7 separate regions of the Homo sapiens genome follow, and all the other regions are linked to region 4. A link is a contact called in ENCODE Hi-C or POLR2A ChIA-PET data. All regions are on one chromosome and are shown on one strand. The core of a region is the stretch at or near the end of the contact, and the rest is flanking DNA. Distances in the headings are between cores, read along the strand shown.

Region 1 (2,700 bases), core at 198-2,697, 830 kb before region 4:
AGGAGCTCGGAATGGAGCCGCTGGAAGAGGAGACGCGTGCGGGGAGAGGGCCCGGGCGGGTGCCTGTCCCGTCCACACTTAGTCCCCGCGCCCCGCGGGCGCCTGAGATTGTGAGCTGGTCCCGGGAGATGTCCGAGGACCTCGGCGCGCCGGCCCCAGCAGTGGGCACGGGGGAAGAGGGCTGGTGGACGGGATGTCCCCGGGAGAGCTGGACTTGCGCCGCCCGAGGCCCCTCACCTCTTGCAGGGCGCGCCGCCTCCGGCCCCGGTCCGGTCGCGCTGTCGCCGGTTCTTGAACCAGTTGCTGACCTGCGTGAGCGACAGGCCGGTGAGTGTGGCCAGGCGGCGCTTCTCGTCCGGCGTGGGGTAGCGGTTGCCGCGGTAGCAGGCCTTGAGCGCTGCGCGGGAGCGCTCCTTGAAGCAGTAGACTGTCTCCTCGCCGTCCCAGATGGTCTTGGGCAGCGGGAACTTCTTGCGCAGTCGATACTTGTCCACTGCGCCAAGCGCGCGGCCGCGGGCCCGCTCGGCCTCATGGTAGCGCGCGCGCAGGTAGAGGTCCTGCAGGAAGGCGTGGTGGGCGGCGGGGAAGGGGCGGCTCTCGAGTAGCCGGTAGAGCTCGGCGTACTCGCCCCGCTGGAAGGCCACCAGGGCCCGCGCGCGCAACACCGGGTCGCTGCCACGTAGGCGCTCGGCCGGGGGCAGTGCGCCCAGGAAGCGGCTCAAGCGGCCGGCGTGGCCCGCCTGGAGCAGCGCCTCGCAGACGCACGCCACCTGCTCGGGCGAGAAGCGGAGGCCCGTGGGCGGTTCGGAAGCGGCCTCGGGGGGCGACCCGGGGACGCCCGGGGATCCCGGGCCCTCAGCTCCCGCAGCCGCTGCGCCCGCCCCGGCCCCGGCCGCCGCCGCCGCCTCACCCTCGGCCGCCTGCAAAGTCTGCAAGAGCTGGCGCGCTTCCTCCTCCTCCTCTTCGGTCGCCGCCGCCGCCGCCACCGCCTCCCCCCCAGCCGCCGGCCCCGCGCTCGGCTCCGCAGGCAAGGTAGCCATGTTTTGCAACTTTGGGAAGTTCCTCCCTCCCTCTCTTCCTCCCTCGGGCTTTCCCCAGCCTCCTCCCCCACCTGTCCCCCCTTTTCGCCCCCACTCCCCGCTCTTCTCGATCTTCTTTCTGGCCGACCCTGCGCCCCACGCCGGGAAGGCGAGATCCAGCTCTCCACTCGGGTCTCTGTCCCCTTGTGTGTGTCCGTCCCCCTCCCGTCTGTCTGTGATTCTCCCTTTGTTTTCCCTCCGCCTCTGGCCGCGCTTTCTGCCTCCCCCCAGCGTGTGCTTCTGGCTCAGGGCCTCAGTTTCCCCATCGGGACAACGCAGAAGGTAACGGGCCGTCCAGGAGGACTAAGGGCGCGAAGCCTCCGCCCCGAGACTGAGCTTCTGCACGCCTCCGTCTCCAGGGTCCTCTGCAGGCCCCCACATTCCCCATCTCGGCCTGCGCTCCGCCCCTCGGAATTCCCGGCTCCGCAGGGGGGGCGGGTCTGGCCGGGAGGAGGGGCGGGGAACGGGCTAGAAAGTTTGCAGCAACTTTTCTCGAGCTTGCGTCCCAGGAGCGGATGCGCGTGGCGTGCGCAGGCGCAGTGGAAGGAGGATGGCCGCGCGCGCTGCCAGCCCAGCCCCCTCTTCTCGACGCTCGGTGGCACAGCTGGGCCACAGCTGGGCGGGGGCGGTGCCTCCGGGTGGCCCGCTCGCCCTCCTATTGGCCGGACGCCAAAGCCCCGCCCCGTGGCTTTTCCTCCCCCAACCCTGATTCGGCCGCTTCGCATCCCGCTAGCTCCTCCCAGACCTTCGGCCGCCTCCACACGCCTCCGGATTGGCCCGCTGCGGAGCCTCCGGCCCACAACGCAAACCGCGGACACTGTGGAGTCCAGAGCTTTGGGCAGATGGAGGGCCTTTTATTCGCGAGGGTCGGGGGTGGGGGTCCTAGGTGGGGACAGACAATAAATACCGAGGAATGTCGGGGTCTCAGTGCATCCAAAACGTGGATTGGGGTTGTTGGGGGTCCTGTAGCCTGTCAGCGAGTCGGAGGACGAGGTCAATAAATATCCAAACCGCCGAAGCGGGCGGAGCCGGCTGGGGCTCCGAGAGCAGCGCAAGTGAGGAGGGGGGCGCGGGATCCCCGAAAAAGCGGGTTTGGCAAAAGCAAATTTCCCGAGTAAGCAGGCAGAGATCGCGCCAGACGCTCCCCAGAGCAGGGCGTCATGCACAAGAAAGCTTTGCACTTTGCGAACCAACGATAGGTGGGGGTGCGTGGAGGATGGAACACGGACGGCCCGGCTTGCTGCCTTCCCAGGCCTGCAGTTTGCCCATCCACGTCAGGGCCTCAGCCTGGCCGAAAGAAAGAAATGGTCTGTGATCCCCCCAGCAGCAGCAGCAGCAGCAGCAGCAGCAGCAGCAGCAGCAGCAGCAGCAGCAGCAGCAGCATTCCCGGCTACAAGGACCCTTCGAGCCCCGTTCGCCGGCCGCGGACCCGGCCCCTCCCTCCCCGGCCGCTAGGGGGCGGGCCCGGATCACAGGACTGGAGCTGGGCGGAGACCCACGCTCGGAGCGGTTGTGAACTGGCAGGCGGTGGGCGCGGCTTCTGTGCCGTGCCCCGGGCACTCAGTCTTCCAACGGGGCCCCGGAGTCGAAGACAGTTCTAGGGTTCAGGGAGCGCGGGCGG
Region 2 (2,700 bases), core at 27-2,526, 660 kb after region 4:
ATGCCTGGCTAATTTTTGTATTTTTTAGTAGAGACAGGGTTTCACCACGTTGGTCAGGCTGGTCTCAAACTCCTGACCTCGGGTGATCCACCCGCCTCGGACTCCCAAAGTGCTGGGATTACAGGCGTGAGCCACGGCGCCCGGCCTATTTTATTTTGAGACGGAGTCTCTCGTTCTGTCGCCCAGGCTGCAGTGCAGTGGTGCAATCTCGGCTTACTGCAACCTCTGCCTCCCGGGTTCAAGCGATGCTCCTGCCTCAGCCTCCCAAGTAGCTGGGATTACAGGCGCCCGCCACCATGCCTGGCTAATTTTTGTATATGTATATTTTTTGAGACGGAGTCTCCCTGTGTCGCCCAGGCTAGAGTGCAGTGGAGCGATCTCGGCTCACTGCAAGCTCCGCCCCCGGGGTTCACGCCATTCTCCTGGCTCAGTCTCCGGAGTAGCTCGGACTACAGGCGCCCGCCACCACGCCGGGCTGATTTTTTTTGTATTTTTAGTAGAGACGGGGTTTCACCATGTTGGCAAGGATGGTCTCGAATTCCTGGCCTCAAGTGATCCGCCCTCCTCGGCCTCCCAAAGTGCTGGGATTACAAGCGTGAGCCACTGCGCCCAGCATTTTATTTTATTTTCGAGAAGGGGTCTGCTCTGTCGTCTAGGCTGCAGTGCGGTGGCATGATCTCGGCTCACTGCAACCTCTGCCTCCCCGGTTCAAGCGATTCTCCTGCTTCAGCCTCCCGAGTTGCTGGGATTACAGGCGCGCGCCACCACAACCGGCTAATTTTTTTTGTAGAGACGGGATTTCACAATGTTGGCCAGACTGATCTCGAACTTCTGACCTCAGGTGATCCGCCCGCCTCGGCCTCCCAAGGTGCTGGGATTACAAGTGTGAGCCACCGCCCACGGCCGGTAGAACATCTGAAGCTTCTAAAGCGAACTCTAAGGTTTCATTGGCACGAGGGGGCTCGAACCACGCCAGGCTTCCAGGCGTCAGTGCCCAGTGCTTGGCATCTACTGATAGAAACCAGGAATGAGGGGCTGGAGGCGGAAACAGCTTGAAGAAAGAGGTAGAGGCCAGGGAGTGAGGACGGTGTCTCCTTTTCCTGGAAGTTGGTAATTCAGGCAGAAGGAAGTTGGATGAGCTTGCGGAACACCCGGGGGGCCAGTCGGCCCCGCTCCCGCATCCATCGCGGAGGCGCGGCCCCTTTAAGGCTCCCGGAAACGGTCCCACAGGACCGGAAGTGACCCTCTTTATTTCCCTTCCTCACGTGGTGCAGGCAGGAAGTGACGCGCCTGGCCCGGGAGCTGCGGTCGCAGAGGCCGACGGAGCCGGAGTCGCGGACGCCGCGGGGTCTCCGGGACAGGTGACCTGGGGGAGGGGGCCGGGAGCGCGCCCAGAGAAGGCGGGGCCTGAAGCCCCACGTGGCGGGGAGTGCGAACAGGCCCGGGCGGGGTCGGAGTTCTCTGCGGGGGGCGGGGACAGGACGCCCACATGGGAAGCTGGAGGGGCGCTGGCGGGGCGGGCCGTTGGGTGGGTGGGCAGGGTCGGGGCGGGGCGTGGCCAGAGCCTGGGCCGGCGGCTGTGGGCGGGACCTAAAAGTTGTGGCTGGACTGTGGGCGGGGCCATAGTGTTGCTTGTTCAGCTGTGTGGCGGGGCTCGGACGCCGGGCGGAAGCTCTGTGGGCGGGGCCAGAAAGTTTTGCCTTACTGGAAGTGGGTCCAGATTCTTGGCCGGGACGTTGGGGGCGGACCCAGAGGCTGACGCAATGGCGGGGGCGGGGCCACAATGTAGTGGGGGAGCCAGGGGGCGGGGCCAGGGTGCTGGCGGGGAATGCTGGGGGTGGAGCCAGAAAGTTTCGTCTGAGCCACGGGCGCGGCCAGAGCGTTGGCCGGGAGGCGGGGAAGCGGGGAGTTGAGCCAGAACCCTGGGGAAGCCATGGGCGGGGCCAGATGCTGACGCAACGAGGTGTGGGAGGGAGTCAGGGGGCGTGTCCAGGAGGTTGGCCAGGCCAATCGGAGGCGGGGCCAGAGGGTTGACTGGGCAGGCCGGGGGCGGGGCTGGAATAATAATAAGAGATGGTAGGGGCGGGTGTAGGCTGTTGCCTGCGAGCCAGGAGGCGGGGAAAGAGCGTGGCTGGGAAAGTCGGGAGCGGGGCCACATTAATGGCCCATGGGTGGGGGCGGGGCCAGAAGTCTGGCGGGAAAGGCGGGGCCAGAAAGTTTTTTCCCGAGCCGTGGGCGGGGCCAGAGCGGTTTCCAGGATGTCGGGGACGTGGCCCTGGCATTCCCAGCCGGATTGAGGCTGGAGCTTTGCACAGAAAATCTGGGGCGGGCCTGGGTAGTTTTGTCCTTGTTGGGGCGGGTGGAGTATTCAGTGGGGCAAAACGCCAGTTCCAGGAAGCCTCGCCAGTGAGTTCTGGGCCTGTGTACAGAATCCTTTCGGGGGAGGCGGGAGGCTGTCGACCTTCCGTAGGGCGCTGGAGACGGGACTAGGACGTCCCTGAGGAAGGCGCGGGCTTGGAATGTTCTCTGAGAGCTTGGGCAGCCAATAAGAGTGGGGTTCGGACTTTCTTTGAGCGTGGGATTGGGAATGTTTCTGAACCTTACCTGGTGGAGCTAGAATATTCGCCTGGATATGAGAGGCACCAGGATGAGCACAGGGAGGTGGGTCTGGAACTTTCTTTTGCAGGCTGGTTGGAGGGG
Region 3 (2,700 bases), core at 186-2,685, 610 kb before region 4:
ACAAAAAATTGAAAGTATTGAGCCAGAAGTTAGTCTGTGGAAACATTTTCCAAAACATAGTTAACATGTGAATGAAACTTTATGAAAGTTTTTCTTTTTTTTTTTTTGGAGGTGGCATCTCACTCTGTTGCCCAGGCTGGCGTGCAGTGGCACGATCTTGGCTCACTGCAACCTCCGCCTCCCGAGTTCAAGTGATTCTCCTGCCTCAGCCTCCTGAGTAGCTGGGATTACAGGCGTCCGCTACTGCGCCCAGCTAATTTTTTATATTTTTAGTAGAGACAGGGTTTCACCAGGTGGTTCAGGCTGGTCTCGAACTCCTGACCTCGTGATTCCCAAAGTGCTGGGATTACAGGTGTGAGCCACCGCGCCTGGCCAGAAGTTTTTCTAGATTTCCAAAAGACTTCAATAACATCACCAATACTGATTTGTGAAGCTGAAACTTGTTCTAAATTATAATGAATTTTTAAAAAGTTCCATCAACCACGCTAGAGGAAAGATAACTTACTTTTCTCTTTGTAGACAAGGATATTGTGAAACATGCAGCTGAAAAAGTAGGAAACATCACAGAGGTGTGTCAGGCAGAAAATTAATAAAAACATTACGTTATCCTTTGGGATTTTGCAATGTTTGTGGTATTTGGCTCTTTTAAATATGTAATTTGTTATTATTTCATATTCTAAGTAAACTTTCATGTCAGTTTTTTTTTTTCTTTAAACTTTATTTTCCTTTCTTAAAGAGGTCCCTCCTCCCCCATCCCCGCGCTCAATTCCTTTAGCTGGATCCTTCCAGTTCATGACTGATCGGTTTAAAATATGGGTCGTTCAAAAGCCGTGTGAACCCGGGCTAGTGGCTATACCTCTCTGAGACTGTTTTCTTAGTGGTAAAATGGAAATCATAATAACTTTGCAGGGCTGTTATAAAGTTTAAATAAGCCAAGTCCTGCAAAATGCTTAGTGCAGGTTTGGAATGCACCAAGCGATGACAAATCTCAACCTGTCTTTATGCTGAGACCACTCCCCAGTTTCCGGAGCCGCGGCCACTATCTCCCCATGCGCATGCACACCCGGCTCTCCCTTCCAGGCCCTCCCCACCACGTGGGCGCGGCCTACCCTCCCGCAGGGGGTAATAGGTGGAGTCAAGGGGCTACTTCCGGGATTCTTTCCCTTCCACTCTGGGGAACAACCTTTTTGTATGACTGGCAGCATTATTAGCCAGTAGTGATTAGAGAAGAGCCCGACGTTAGGTGCCTCCCCCAACCCATTTGGGACAGCCTCTTCTTAGTTAGCCAATTGGAAGTTTTGGAGGGCGGGTTCTCCTCTGGGGGAGGGACAGAGTGATGGGCGTCTCTTTTGGCTAATGGAAACTTGGCTGCTGGTAAGCTGTGACCAATCAGAAGCGAGAACGCCGGATCCTGGGGCGGGGCTGGAGCTTCGTCAGTTGAACCGCTCGCGAGGAGGGTTGCTAGTGGAGAAGGTGAGAGGCCGCGGGAGTGGCGGTTGCGCGGGCCGTGGTGGAGGTCTTAGGTGGAGGGGAAGGGGCTTCTCTCGGGGGAGAGTGGGCTGCGGTGGGCAGCTGACCTGGCCTTGTAGGAATCGGGAGGGAGGGTGCCCTTTAACAAGGGTAGGCGCTTGATTGAGGGGTTGTGAGGCTGAGCGCAGCATGTGAGTTGGGGGTGATCTGTATATCGCAGGAGGGTCTTCAATGGGGAAAGTTGTAAAGCAGGAGACAGCAGATGGTAAAATATAGAGACGTCCTTGGAATGCAGCGTGGCGATTTAGTAGGAGGTTTTAAGGCAGAGGGTTATTACAGCGCACTATGCTTTACAAGCTTTGATTTGGGTGAAAGTCGTGGGAAGAAGCAATATTGAGGAAGGGAGGGAAGGAGACCTCCAGGGATGAGCATGTACTTTAAAGAGATGTGAAGCCCTATTATGCCTGTGGCGTTTGCTATGTGCTGTGCACCTGCCAAGTGTTTTAGGTGAATTAACTCTTAAACTTACTCTACTGATGGTTAAGAATGTGGGCTCTGGCGTCGGGTTGAATCCCGAATTTGAATCCTGGCTCTGCCACTGATCATTACTGTGGCTTTGGGCCAGTTGTTTAACCCTTCTGTGCCTCAGCTTCATCATCAGTAGAATGACATCATCTCTGTCTATACCATTGGCTAGCTTCACCCTCTTTATCTAATGAGAACTCCCACGTGTGTATTTCCAGCCTGGATCTCTGCCCTGAACTCCAGACTCATATCATGGCCGACTCTTCTCTCTTTGGAAGTTCATCTGACATTCAGACATAAACTTGTCCCAAACCAATCTTGCGATTTCTTCCTTTCAACCTCCAAACCCAGTTGATGGGACATTCATCCTGCCAGGTACTAAGATCAAGAAGCTTGGAGTGTTCTTTTTTTTTTTTTTTTGAGACAGAGTTTCGCTCTTGTAGCCCAGGCTGGAGTGCAATGGCGCGATCTTGGCTCACTGAAACCTCCACTTCCCAGATTCAAGGGAATTACAGGCGCCCGCCACCACACCCAGCTAATTGTTTGTATTTTTAGTAGAGAAGGGGTTTCACTATGTTGGCCAGGTTGGTCTTGAACTCGTGACCTCAGGTGATCCACCCGCCTCAGCCTCCCAAAGTGTTGGGATTACAGGCGTGAGCCACCGTGCCTGGCTAGCTTGGAGTCTTCTTCACTTCTCCCTTTTGT
Region 4 (2,700 bases), core at 158-2,657:
GGATTAAAGGCATGAGCCACCGCGCCCGGCCATCTTCTTTACCTCTCCACTGTGTCAGTTTTATTTTTCTCTTCTTCTCTAGACACTTTGTTCCTCAAGATAGGGGGCAGAGTGGGAAAATGACCATAGTCAGAATCTATGGGAAGGACCCACCCAAAAGGAAAAGGCTTCTTGTGCCCAGGCTGCAGATCCAAACCCCAGGGAAGGACTCTCATTGGTTCAGTCTCCATTCTGTTCCAGGTGGAGCATAATGATTGGTCCAGCCTGACTCGTTTGCCCATCTCTTAACCATCAACATGGTGGGGAGGGGACACGCAGGAGACTGTCAGCTCCTATCCTAAACGGGGGAGGGGGCAGGGGTGATCATTTTCTGAGCTCCTATAAACAAAGTTTCAGTTCTTTTTCCTCCTATGGCTGGAACACTGGAATAAGGAAAGAGGTCGTCTGTCTGGAGAGGCTGGTTGGGGAGTATGGTCTCCCCAGCCCAGCCAAGCTCAGGTCCCTGCATACAGCAGGCGCCTAATTGATGCTTATAGCACGAATGACTGAATGAATACCCCGTTCCCACAGGCTGTCCTGGGATGGTCCTAATTTCACAGACCCTGAGCGGATCAAGAATGAAGCGGGCCCAGGGGTCCCGCCCACCGGCTGAGTGCGTCTTAGGACGCAGAGACAAGACCACGGAGGGCGGAACCTCTGAGCGTTAGGTGGCACCTTGGAGACCCCGCCACCTCCAAAGGCCCAGTTAGGGGCGGAGCTTCTAAACCCTAGCATTTTGGATTGAACCATCGTCCGTCGGTTAAAGGGGAGAGCCGAGAAAGCCCTTCTGCATTTGTCGCCAGCCTTTTTACCACCTCCTGGCCACAGAAACGACGTATTTGCTTCTCTAACGGCGACGCCGTTTCCCCCTTCGCCTCGTTACTCCTCAAAGCCCCACGCGGCCACAGAGTTCAGACTTACCCACCACCACCTTGCAGTGGCTCGCCCCAGTTTGACGCATTGCAGGGAAGGTCGGACCAATGGGCGCCAAGCTCTCATTTCCGCCATGGGCCAGGCCCAATAGTGACGCGGCTCACAGAGGGACGCGTCACGCACCGCCGAGCTGTGCCCCTCCGCCGAAGAAAGTGAAGTGGGCCCGGGAGGCGGGGCGCGCGGCGAGGGAAAGTAGTCCGGCGACGGGAGCGAGCGCGCGCGCGCCCGGCGGCAAACCCAATTCCTGTGCAGGGTGGGGACGAGAGATTCGCGGGCCCGTAGGTGTGGAGCGGGGCGCGGAGGGATCCGTGGGAGCCGCAGTGCGGCGGCGCGCGGGCCGGGTGGGGCGGGGCCGAGCGAGGCGGGGCGCGCGCGGCGGCCGTTGAGGGACCGTTGGGGCGGGAGGCGGCGGCGGCGGCGGCGCGCGCTGCGGGCAGTGAGTGTGGAGGCGCGGACGCGCGGCGGAGCTGGAACTGCTGCAGCTGCTGCCGCCGCCGGAGGAACCTTGATCCCCGTGCTCCGGACACCCCGGGCCTCGCCATGGTGAGTGAGGCTGGGGGGTCGCCGAGGCTGCGGGCTCTGAGGCGGGCTTAACGGGGCAGGACCCCTGAGGGGGCGACAGAGCCCAGAGTGGGGGGCGTCCGGGCCCGGCGAGAGCCTCGGGACCCTTTTCTACCCGCGTTGTCGGGGGCTGTTGAACCCAGAGCGGGACGTCTGGATCACCAGAGGTTTCCAGAAGCGACTTTAGCACCAAATGGGATGTTTAAGTCCACAAATGGGTATCTGAGCCCCTAAAGGGGACATTTGAACCCCGGATGGAGGATCGGGACCCTCAGTGGGACCCCTCAAAAGGATTTTGGACCCAGGATGGGGCGTTGGGTTTCAGGATGGAGGTGTTTGGACCCCAGGGGACGAAATAAGAAAGATGGGCTGGGGAGGGGAGCTATTCGGGCCCTGATGAAGGCGTTTGGTCCTGAGAGGATGCGGGGAACGGGGGACGAAGGGAGGCTGGGCTGCTCCTGGATGGGGTGGTGGAGGGTAGCTGGGCCCGGGCGGGGAGGGGCGACCCCTGGGCTCCTGTGGAGCAGAGGAGAGGGTCAAGGATGGGCGGTCACTTCTACAGATGAGACTCCCGAGGGTGGGGGAGGGTGGGGGAGGGTGGTCTCCAGAGCCCAGCACTGCAGAGGAGGAGGAGGGTGAGGTGCAAGCTTATGGGAGGAAGAGCCTGGGGTGGGTGGCAGCGGAGATTAGAAGATACTCTTGAAGGCTTCCGGGACGGAGAAGGATCAGGGTCGTGGAGGTGGTGAAAAGGGATGGTGAGAGTGGGGCTCGCCAGTAGTCGGGGGACAGGGACCCTTGGGGTTAATTTGGAAGTAGCTAGAAAAGGTTCCGAGGTTACTAGTGGGTTAAGACTGTTGCTCTAGAAAGACAGAATTTTTTTAACGGGGTGGGAGTGTTGTGTTTGGGTCCAAGAGAAGATGGATTTCCAAGGTGAGGGGTGGGGGAGGACTTGGGCTTGGGTGGTTGGGAGGTGAGGTGGAAGGAGAAAATGAATGGCAGTCAGGGGGGCCTAGGTTTGGGGGTGGATGTGGGTAGCACCCTGCCAGTCTCCAGGGACAGGCCAGGACAAAGACGGCTCAGTGTGGATGGGGAGTGGGCTGCAGGGCCCGGAGGAAGCTTTTCTACCGTCCTCCTTCCTCAGGAAGAACGCGGCTGGGTGGAAGACAC
Region 5 (2,700 bases), core at 54-2,553, 590 kb before region 4:
TTTCTTATTTTTTTGAGATGTGATCCACCTGCCTCGGCCTCCCAAAGTGCTGAGATTACAGGCATGAGCCACTTTGTCCAGCCAGAGAAGTCCAATTTCTGTTCATTTTCCCCTTCCCCATAAATAATCCTTTTTTCCCCCATAGATTTTGGTTTATTCTGTAATTTTGAAAATATAAACATATAATTTATAATTCTCATTTCTTTTATGAAAAGGGACATTCTGAACATACTGTCTGCACCGCACTGTGTCACAGCAGTCACTCGGTGACAGGACACAGAGATACTCTACTTTCCTCTTTATAGTTTTGTGGGACTCAATTGAGTAGATGTATTAGAAATTCAATTAGTTCTCTTTTAACATACATTTTGGTTATTTCCACTCTTTTGCTATTACAGATTGTGCTGCAATGAATAGCCTTGTGTATACATTTTCTCAAGGAAGGGTTTTGAGCATGGTAGTTACCTGATCAAATTTGTATTGTAGAGGATTTCGTGACTGGGAGACTGGCCTGGCGAGGTGGGAGGAGGAGGGAGGCAGTGCTAGGCTTTCAGGGTGTGTACAGATTGATGAAATCGTTTAGAATTGGAACTCACATGGCTGTGTTCCCACTCCTTCACCCGCACCAGGGGGAGGAGTGTGTGTGTGTGTCCTGTGCGTGGTGGGGTCATGTCCTCTTCGTGAGGTGCATGGGGGTGATGTGACCACATCCCTCCTCACACGTCGCAGGGGATATGATAGGACCCTGCCCCTCCCCATGGGGTCAGTTGAGACTGATGAGCCGTGTACCCCCTTCCGGGGAGGTGAAATGATGAGGCGTCCCACCCCCATGGAGTAGTGGGAATGGGGCCATGCCTCTCTCTCCAGCGCTCTCTCCGCGTCTTCCCCAGGGTGTCGCGCCTGGCGTCCGAGAAGCGGGAGCTGGAGGCGCAGCTGGGCCGATCGCGCGAGGAGGCGCTGGCCGGGCGCGCGGCACGCCAGGAGGCCGAGGCGCTGCGCGGGCTGGTGCGCGGGCTGGAGCTGGAGCTGCGGCAGGAGCGCGGCCTCGGGCACAGGGTGGCCGGCCGTCGCGGCCAGGACTGCCGCCGTCTGGCCAAGGAGGTGAGCAGCGGGGGCCCGGGGCGGCCAGCGAGGCGCGGACCTCGGCCTCAGCCTGGACCTCCGCGCCCCTCTCCCCTCCCGGCAGCTCGAGGAGGCGAAGGCATCGGAGCGGAGCCTGCGCGCCCGGCTGAAGACGCTGACCAGCGAGCTGGCATTGTACAAGAGGGGGTGAGAGCGAGGCCTGCCAGGCGCCTGGGCGGATGGGCGGGCCCTGAGGGTGTGGAGGCTGATGAGGCGGAGCCTAAGGGGGCGGGGCGGGGCCAGGTAGGGTGGAGGGGGCGGGGCTGAAGGGGAGGCGGGGCTTAGCGGACCCCGTCTGGAGTCCAGACAGGATTTGGGTGCAGTGGTTAGGAGGTGGACCCGGGCTGTGCGGAGATGCGCAGGCTTGGGGCGGCGTTCAGGAGGGACTGGGAAAGGGATCGTGCCCTAGGGTCTCCTGGTGCGAAAGGGTGCGGCGCAGCAGGTGGGATCAGGGTGAGGTCCGCTGGCATTTATGGGGTGGGTGGTGGAAAATTGGAAAGAGTTTCCGGGGAGTTGTGGAAGACTCCGGAAAGAAGGGTCTGTTGAAGGCGGTGTGTTGAAAGGATGTAGGGGAATGACAGAGGGGTGTTTTAGGGGTCCAATTGGGTGAGGTCTGGGGGGGAAGATATCGAGAGGGTCATGGGCCCAGGAGTGCACGTCTAGGAGTTGATGGGGTAGGCCTGAGGGTTCGGAGAAGGTGCGGTCGGGGAGGAGTCTCGCGATTGAGTTTGTCGGGGCGGGCGGGAAGCTGACAGCTGCCTCTGTGGTCTCAGGAGGCGGACTCCGCCGGTGCAGCCGCCCCCGACGCGGGAGGACCGGGCCTCATCGTCCCGGGAGCGCTCCGCGTCGCGAGGCCGCGGCGCCGCGCGCTCCTCATCCCGGGAGAGCGGCCGCGGGAGCCGGGGTCGGGGCCGCCCTGCGCGCCCCTCGCCCTCGCCCACAGGTCTGTGCCCCTGCCCTGCGGTAGGGAGGGGACGCACTGGCGCTGCCAAGGCCCGTCTCCGGACCTAGCCGCCTCCTCTCCCACGCCGTCCTAGGTGGTCGCGCGCTCCGCTTCGACCCCACGGCCTTTGTGAAAGCCAAGGAAAGGAAGCAGAGAGAGATCCAGATGAAGTCAGTGCCCCTTCCTCCCTCACCTGCCCCTGTCCCTGGCCCGTGCCCGCTCCCGGGCTCTCATCTCTCCACGCCACCATCAGTCTCCATCCCCTGCCACCTGCTCGCTTCTCGCCGGATACCCCGCCTGCTCTCCCTTCCGTCCGTCCTACCTCCTCGTCTGTGTTTCTGCGTGCTTTCCGCTCGTAGGCCTGTCACCTCAGGCTTTCGCTGGCGTGGCTGTGACCTTTAGGGGCGCAGTGACCCCCTTGCCTGCAGGAGTTGGGCGTACAGACCGGCGTCTCCTTTCTTTTTTCCCAGGCAGCAGCAGCGGAACCGCTTAGGCAGTGGGGGAAGCGGGGACGGTCCGTCCGTCTCCTGGTCTCGCCAGACCCAGCCCCCTGCTGCCTTGACTGGCCGAGGGGACGCCCCTAACCGCTCCCGAAACCGCAGCTCCTCAGGTAACTGGCCTGGAGCTGGGGGCTG
Region 6 (2,700 bases), core at 6-2,505, 750 kb after region 4:
AACCCCGTCTCTACTAAAAATACAAAAAATTAGCCGGGCGTGGTGGCGGGCGCCTGTAGTCCCAGCTATGCGGGAGGCTCAGGCAGGAGAATGGCGGGAACCTGGGAGGCGGAGCCTGCAGTGGGCCGAGATCGCGCCACCGCACTCCAACCTGGGCGACAGCGAGACTCCGTCTCAGAAAAAAAAAACAACAACACTTTTTTCTTTTTTTGAGACAGTCTGGCTCTGTCACCCAGGCTGGAGTGCGGTGGTACCATCATGGCTCACTGCAGCCTCAGTCTCTCAGCCTCCTAGGTTCAATCGATCCTCCCACCTCAGCCTCTTGAGTAGCTGGGACTACAGGCACACACTACCATATCCGACTAACTTTTGTATTTTTTTGTAGAAACAGGGGTTGGCCATATTGCCCAGGCTGGTGTGGAACGCCTGACCTCAGGTGATCCACCTACCCCGGCCTCTCAAACTGTTGGGATTACAGGCGTGAGCCGCCGTGCCCAGCTGTTTCTTCTTTCAGTTAATAAAAGAGAGGGTGCATTGCTGGCTAATGAGATTGTTTCTATACTTGGGGGTCTTCCTGAATGTGTGTGATTGAGTTTATTGCAGAGAAAGGTAACAGAAAATGGGGTTGTAGAAAGAAAAGAGGTAGAGGCTGAGTGAGATGCCCCACATCTGTAATCTCAGTGCTTTGGGAGGCCAAGGCGGGCGGATCACTTGAGATCAGGAGCTGGAGACCAGCCTGGCCCAAATCGTGAAACCTCGTCTCTACTAAAAATACAAAAATCAGCCAGGTGTAGTGGTGTGCGCCTGTAATCCCAGCTACTCGAGAGGCTGAGGCAGGAGAATGGTTTGAACTTGGGAGGCGGAGATTGCAATGAGGTGAGATAACGCCACTGCACTCTAGCCTGGGAGACAGTGAGACTATGTCTCAAAAGAAAAAAAAAAGTTCCTGGGCCCCAGACCAGCTCTCTCTTTGGGTTAAAACCCCGGCGTCCCGGAGCTGAGGCGCACGTGGCTATGCTTGGGGAGGAGAGGGCGGGGCCGGGGAGGAGGCGCTTGCAAGTCTGTACCGCAATGCCTCTACTGGCCTCTAGAGGGCGCAATCACTCGAGGCTCCGCCCCAAGCGAGGCGGGGCGGAAGCGTGCTGTGCACAGGCGCAAGATGGGTCTTGGGCAGCCCAGAGCTTCCGATTGGCTCTTCTGTGGTGGCGGGGCGGGGTCAGAACGAGATGGCTGTGTGCGCAGGCGCAAGACTAGCGCTCTTGGGACCGGAAGTTAAGGCGTTCGCGGCGTGTGGTAAGTGAGGGGGGCGGGACGGGTGTACCGGGTTGTGGCGGCGATGGCTGTCGGAGTTGGGCCGCTTGGGGGTAGTTTGGGGTGCGAGTCCAGGGGCGAGGGAAGTCTCGAGATGAGGAGAAATGTAGGAGGCAGCCGAAGGGCCGGCAAACGCGGACAGAGATGGCACCTGAGCGTCCCTGGGAGAACCTGGGCGACAGGCCAGAGACCGAAAGAAATGGAGGCACGAAAAGAAGCTTCGAGAAACTGAGGGACTGAAAGACGAGGGTGTTGGGAGAGGAGGGAAGCTGAAAACTAGAGAGCGTGGGCGAGAGTGCCGATGGGTTCCAGCGAGAGTCTTAGAGCCCACGAGGCCGAGAGGCGTGGTCGCCCATGAACTTGGGGAGTGGAGGGAAAAGTCGGAAACTGATCGTGGACACTAGAAACAGAAAAAATGGAATTTAGATGGAGAAACGAGACACTGAATCACGGGGGAGACCGAGAGATACGGAAGGATGGAGACAGTTGAAATAGGAAGAACCCCACAAAAGCTGGAGATAATGGAGAACGATGCTGAGAAATGGAAAAGCGAGGGAGTGGAGCCCGAACCCCTGGATTTGAGTGGCTCATGTAACACTCGGCTACTCACTTAGCCTCTCTATTGCTCAGTAAAATAGGGGGTGATCATAGTGCCTGACAGTCGTGAGAAAAGTGTGTGTGTGTATGTACATAGGTGTGGGATAGGAATAGATCATGCAGATAGGATAGGTCTGTGTGTTAATGTGAGTAAGTAAGCATGAGCTATTACTAAAGCTTCTGATATTGGGAGATAAAGTATTAGATGGGGAAATGGAGAGAGGTGGTGATGGAGAGTGAATACTGGAAGGACAAAAGGGAGGAAAAAAAGATTCAAACAGAAAATGAGAAAGGGCGTGGTGACTCACTCCTGTCATCCACAGCACTTTGGGAGGCTGCGGTGGGAGGATCACTTGAGCTTGGGAGGTCGAGGCTGCTGTACGCCGTGATTGTGCCACTGCACTTCAGGCTGGGTGACAGAGTGAGACCCTGTTTCAAAAAAACAAAAATGAATTTTTTTTTTTTTTTTTTGAGATGGAGTTTCGCTCTTGTTGCCCAGGCTGGAGTGCAGTGGTGCGATCTTGGCTCACTGCAACCTCTGCCTCCTGGGTTCAAGCGAGTCTCCTGCCTCAGCCTCCAGAGTAGCTGGGATTACAGGCAGGTGCCACCACCCTGGCTAATTTTGTATTTTTAGTAGAGACGGGATTTTTCCATGTTCGTCAGGCTGGTCTCGCACTCCCGACCTCAGGTGATCTGCCTGCCTCAGCCTCCCAAAGTGCTGGGATTATAGGCGTGAGCCACCATGCCCGGCCTGAAAAAGCATTTTTTTTTTAATGAGAAAGATGGAGAAAG
Region 7 (2,700 bases), core at 117-2,616, 880 kb after region 4:
AGGCTGGTCTCAAACTCCTGACCTCAGGTGATCCGTCTGCCTCAGCCTCTCAAAGTGCTGGGATTACAGGTGTGAGCCACCGTGCCCGGCTGGCATTTTAGTTTTCAATCCCTAATCTAGTACAACCTCTTTATTTTCCAGAAGGGGAAACAGACTACAGGGGTCTGTAAGTAAAGAAGGGGTTCGAGAAGCCAGGGTTTCTACATTTACAGTGGAGTGGGCGTCGATGCGCAGGGGACACTCACTCCGCATGGCACAGCTGGAACGGAGTGAACTGGAGCTCCAGGTTCAGGCAGCTCTCTGTAGGCAGGGCACAGGCAGGTTAGCATGGGGGACCTGCTGGGGACTCTCTCCCTCCTCCCGTCCACGCCTCACTCACGGGCAATAGAGTCAAGGTTGTACTCAGAGCCGGGCTCGTAGTCGCAGTAAATGTTCAGGAAGGGGCTGCCCTTGTCCCCTGAATCCTGGCGGAGGACACGGGGTTCAGGGGAGGGCAGGGGTGGCAGGAGGGATCCGGGGCGGCTCAGTGGAACTCACCATGTGTGTAAGGAGGAGGGCGAAGGGAGGTGGAGGGGGCTCTAGGTACCTTGATGAACGTGATCCCCACAACCAGACCCCGCTTGGGGGGTGACTTGTTGAAAGTGTCGATGGAGACAATCTCCGCATCCACTGGGAGGGGAGAGTTCTAAGTTCAGTGTCAGGCAGACTCATGCTTCCAATCTCCCCAACATGGTGAGCTCTGGCTACCGCAATGATCATGCCCTCTGGTCTGAGTCCTGACCACCATCACCTGATCTCTGTTCCCTGGGTACTAGGGATCCTGACCTGTAAGTCTGAAGAATCCTGAAACCCTAGGCTCATCCGGGCCCCAACTATGCCTGCCCGCTGATCCCAGTGACCCCCTTAAAACCACCTGATCCCATTCTTCCAGCACGGTGACCCGGCTCAGACAGAGCCTCAGAAGCCTTCTCAACACCACGTTCCAGGCCCCCGCCCCCCAGCACCATAGCGCCACCCACCGGGAATGTAGTTGAACTGCAGCTCCTTGGCCACTGGCCGGATTTTCTGTCGGAGGTCTTGGTAGCGGAAGCCGAGCACCTTGCCTTTAAGGGTGGCGGCCAGCAGCTCCCCGCGCCCGCCGGCGCCGCCTGCCAGCCCGTACACATTGCTCTGCGACGAGAAGCGCGTGAAGCTGTCCTCGCGCAACGGACAAGGCCCCGCGGCCACGGCCGCCTCCCCCATCATGCCCCTCAGTTAAGCACCCTCTCCGCAGCCCCCGCCCCAACCCGCACTACCCAACCTACGACTCTCTAAGCGACCTGAACCGCCGGGTGCCCGGCCGTTGCGCGGGCTGATGACGTACGGAAGCTGCCGGCGTTGCCCTCTCCCAAGATGGCGGCCAGGTCGCCTGCTCGGGCCTCCCAGGCGACTTTGCCCCACTGCGCCCGCGCTCTCTTCTCCTTTCCATTTCTGGACCAAGGGGCTGCCATAAGGAGTCTGTGACTAGAGATGGGAGGTGGTGGCCACGGCCTCTCGCTGTATGCTGTGTGGAAGGTCGAATCATCATCATCATAAAACTTAATATTGCCCTTATGTGCCAGGAACTACTGTAAGTGCATTCCATCTAATACTTTATTAAAAATTCGCAAGGGGGTGGAGGTAGGTACTTAAATCCATTTTAGAGATGAAGGAATTGAGGCACAGAGGGGTAAAGTAACTTGCCTAAGATCACACAGCTAGTAACGAGCGGTCAGTACTGGAAACCAAACAAGGTAACTCCACAGTTCACTATTTTTTTTTTTTTTTTTTTTGAGACGGAGTCTTGCTCTGTCACCCTGGAGTGCAGTGGTGCGATCTCGGCTCACTGCAACCTCTGCCTCCTGGGTTCAAGCGATTCTCCTGCCTCAGCCTCCCAGCAGCTGGGATTACAGGCGCCACCACACCTGGCTAGTTTTTCTATTTTTAGTAGAGATGGGGTTTCGCCATGTTGCCCAGGCTGGTCTGGACCTCCTGACCTCAGGTGATCCGCCCACCTCGGCCTCCCAAAGTGCTAGGATTATAGGCGTGAGCCCCCTTGCCCGGCCTATAGTTCATAATCTTAACAGTATCACCTTTAAAATAATTAATACATTCTTCTTGCCCCCAAGGAAAAATGATCCAGCTATAATAACCACCTCCTTTATCGAACACCTACTTGGTGACAGTCATGCTGGCTCTGATAATCTGATTCCTTACAACTGTTCTGCAAGGGCCTACTGTTACCCTCCCTGCCGGTTCACTTATTCAGGATTCATTGAGCTTTTACTATGTGCCCGGACGTCCTTTGCAAATCTGTCTCACTAATCTTTGCAAGAAAGAAACCTCTACAAAGAGGTTTATTATCCCAGTTTAGAGAGAATCAAATGGAGGCTCAGAAAGAGTAAGTCCACTGACTGATATGCTAGCAAGTGGTGGGGACAGGATGTAAACCAGGTGTTTCCGACTCTGGGGCCTTCAGGGGTTCCTGTCTGTGCTGCTTTGTCCCTAGAAGGCCATGGAGGTTTGGGTACTATGTGCACATCTGTGTATCATTTCCAGAAGACATGGGTTGGCCAGCTGTCCTGGACACCTCGAGCACACACAGACTGCAAGCTCCATGAAGGCAGCAGGCTGATCTCCCTTGATCACGGCCTTATCGCCTGTACCTGGAACACAAGGCCT

What was found. Hi-C counts contacts between places; a loop is a spot of excess contacts on that map. ChIA-PET counts read pairs that join two places held with the same protein, here RNA polymerase II (POLR2A). Pooled maps may share reads with other maps.
Region 1: a pooled map shows a loop between it and region 4 (6-fold over the local background). The contact joins the promoter of SIX5 here to the promoter of CALM3 in region 4. A Hi-C loop is called at or near these places in 5 of 50 pooled maps. POLR2A ChIA-PET finds 5 or more read pairs at or near these places in 4 of 52 experiments (GM12878, K562, Panc1 and 1 more).
Region 2: a map of CD8-positive, alpha-beta T cell shows a loop between it and region 4 (7-fold over the local background). The contact joins the promoter of CCDC9 here to the promoter of CALM3 in region 4. A Hi-C loop is called at or near these places in 1 of 168 maps with a recorded cell type or tissue (CD8-positive, alpha-beta T cell), 2 of 37 single-sample maps with no recorded cell type and 12 of 50 pooled maps. POLR2A ChIA-PET finds 5 or more read pairs at or near these places in 2 of 52 experiments (GM12878 and PC-9).
Region 3: a loop to region 4 is called in a pooled map, with 13 times the contacts of the local background. The contact joins the promoter of CCDC61 here to the promoter of CALM3 in region 4. A Hi-C loop is called at or near these places in 3 of 37 single-sample maps with no recorded cell type and 10 of 50 pooled maps. POLR2A ChIA-PET finds 5 or more read pairs at or near these places in 3 of 52 experiments (A673, AG04450 and MCF 10A).
Region 5: a pooled map shows a loop between it and region 4 (8-fold over the local background). The contact joins the enhancer-like site here to the promoter of CALM3 in region 4. A Hi-C loop is called at or near these places in 1 of 37 single-sample maps with no recorded cell type and 6 of 50 pooled maps. POLR2A ChIA-PET finds 5 or more read pairs at or near these places in 3 of 52 experiments (K562, activated CD4-positive, alpha-beta T cell and activated CD8-positive, alpha-beta memory T cell).
Region 6: a loop to region 4 is called in a pooled map, with 12 times the contacts of the local background. The contact joins the promoter of DHX34 here to the promoter of CALM3 in region 4. A Hi-C loop is called at or near these places in 6 of 50 pooled maps. POLR2A ChIA-PET finds 5 or more read pairs at or near these places in 2 of 52 experiments (CD4-positive, alpha-beta T cell and naive thymus-derived CD8-positive, alpha-beta T cell).
Region 7: a loop to region 4 is called in a pooled map, with 11 times the contacts of the local background. The contact joins the promoter of NAPA-AS1 here to the promoter of CALM3 in region 4. A Hi-C loop is called at or near these places in 5 of 50 pooled maps. POLR2A ChIA-PET finds 5 or more read pairs at or near these places in 2 of 52 experiments (activated T-cell and activated naive CD4-positive, alpha-beta T cell).

Annotation. Positions count from the first base shown.
Region 1 is chr19:45,767,805-45,770,504 of GRCh38, forward strand. It overlaps SIX5 (SIX homeobox 5), which reads right to left and starts at 1,448. Exons shown (of 3, transcript NM_175875.5): 1 at 238-1,448. The coding sequence starts at 1,040. DMPK (DM1 protein kinase) reads right to left here. Exons shown (of 15, transcript NM_004409.5): 15 at 1,913-2,700. The coding sequence ends at 2,684. DM1-AS (DM1 locus antisense RNA) reads left to right here. Exons shown (of 2, transcript NR_147193.1): 1 at 1-327. RefSeq lists enhancers at 1-426, 1,918-1,997, 2,158-2,267 and silencers at 168-297, 748-967, 1,328-1,867, 1,719-1,903, 2,428-2,587.
Region 2 is chr19:47,255,249-47,257,948 of GRCh38, forward strand. CCDC9 (coiled-coil domain containing 9) reads left to right here and starts at 1,277. Exons shown (of 12, transcript NM_015603.3): 1 at 1,277-1,361. RefSeq lists an enhancer at 626-1,535 and silencers at 1,426-1,535, 1,746-1,985, 2,026-2,075.
Region 3 is chr19:45,994,032-45,996,731 of GRCh38, forward strand. It overlaps CCDC61 (coiled-coil domain containing 61), which reads left to right and starts at 1,436. Exons shown (of 14, transcript NM_001267723.2): 1 at 1,436-1,473. RefSeq lists enhancers at 794-983, 1,374-1,553.
Region 4 is chr19:46,599,923-46,602,622 of GRCh38, forward strand. It overlaps CALM3 (calmodulin 3), which reads left to right and starts at 1,408. Exons shown (of 6, transcript NM_005184.4): 1 at 1,408-1,515. The coding sequence starts at 1,513. It also overlaps the pseudogene PPP5D1P. RefSeq lists an enhancer at 673-1,172 and a silencer at 1,303-1,442.
Region 5 is chr19:46,014,159-46,016,858 of GRCh38, forward strand. It overlaps CCDC61 (coiled-coil domain containing 61), which reads left to right. Exons shown (of 14, transcript NM_001267723.2): 6 at 891-1,101; 7 at 1,187-1,269; 8 at 1,896-2,065; 9 at 2,160-2,235; 10 at 2,536-2,675. Among named protein-coding and RNA genes, the nearest start is that of MIR769, 3.4 kb to the right of the region's middle. RefSeq lists silencers at 1,133-1,427, 1,895-1,974. Within about 2 kb of position 1,304, at least 2 of the 41 ENCODE cell types and tissues checked have a DNase peak (open chromatin) inside an H3K27ac peak, as active enhancers do.
Region 6 is chr19:47,348,060-47,350,759 of GRCh38, forward strand. DHX34 (DExH-box helicase 34) reads left to right here and starts at 1,256. Exons shown (of 17, transcript NM_014681.6): 1 at 1,256-1,293. RefSeq lists an enhancer at 1,096-2,000.
Region 7 is chr19:47,482,916-47,485,615 of GRCh38, forward strand. NAPA-AS1 (NAPA antisense RNA 1) reads left to right here and starts at 1,367. Exons shown (of 4, transcript NR_038452.1): 1 at 1,367-1,609. It overlaps KPTN (kaptin, actin binding protein), which reads right to left and starts at 1,304. Exons shown (of 12, transcript NM_007059.4): 1 at 1,020-1,304; 2 at 587-669; 3 at 380-464; 4 at 246-300. The coding sequence starts at 1,245. It also overlaps a transcript of NAPA not described here. RefSeq lists enhancers at 1,229-1,518, 1,549-1,678.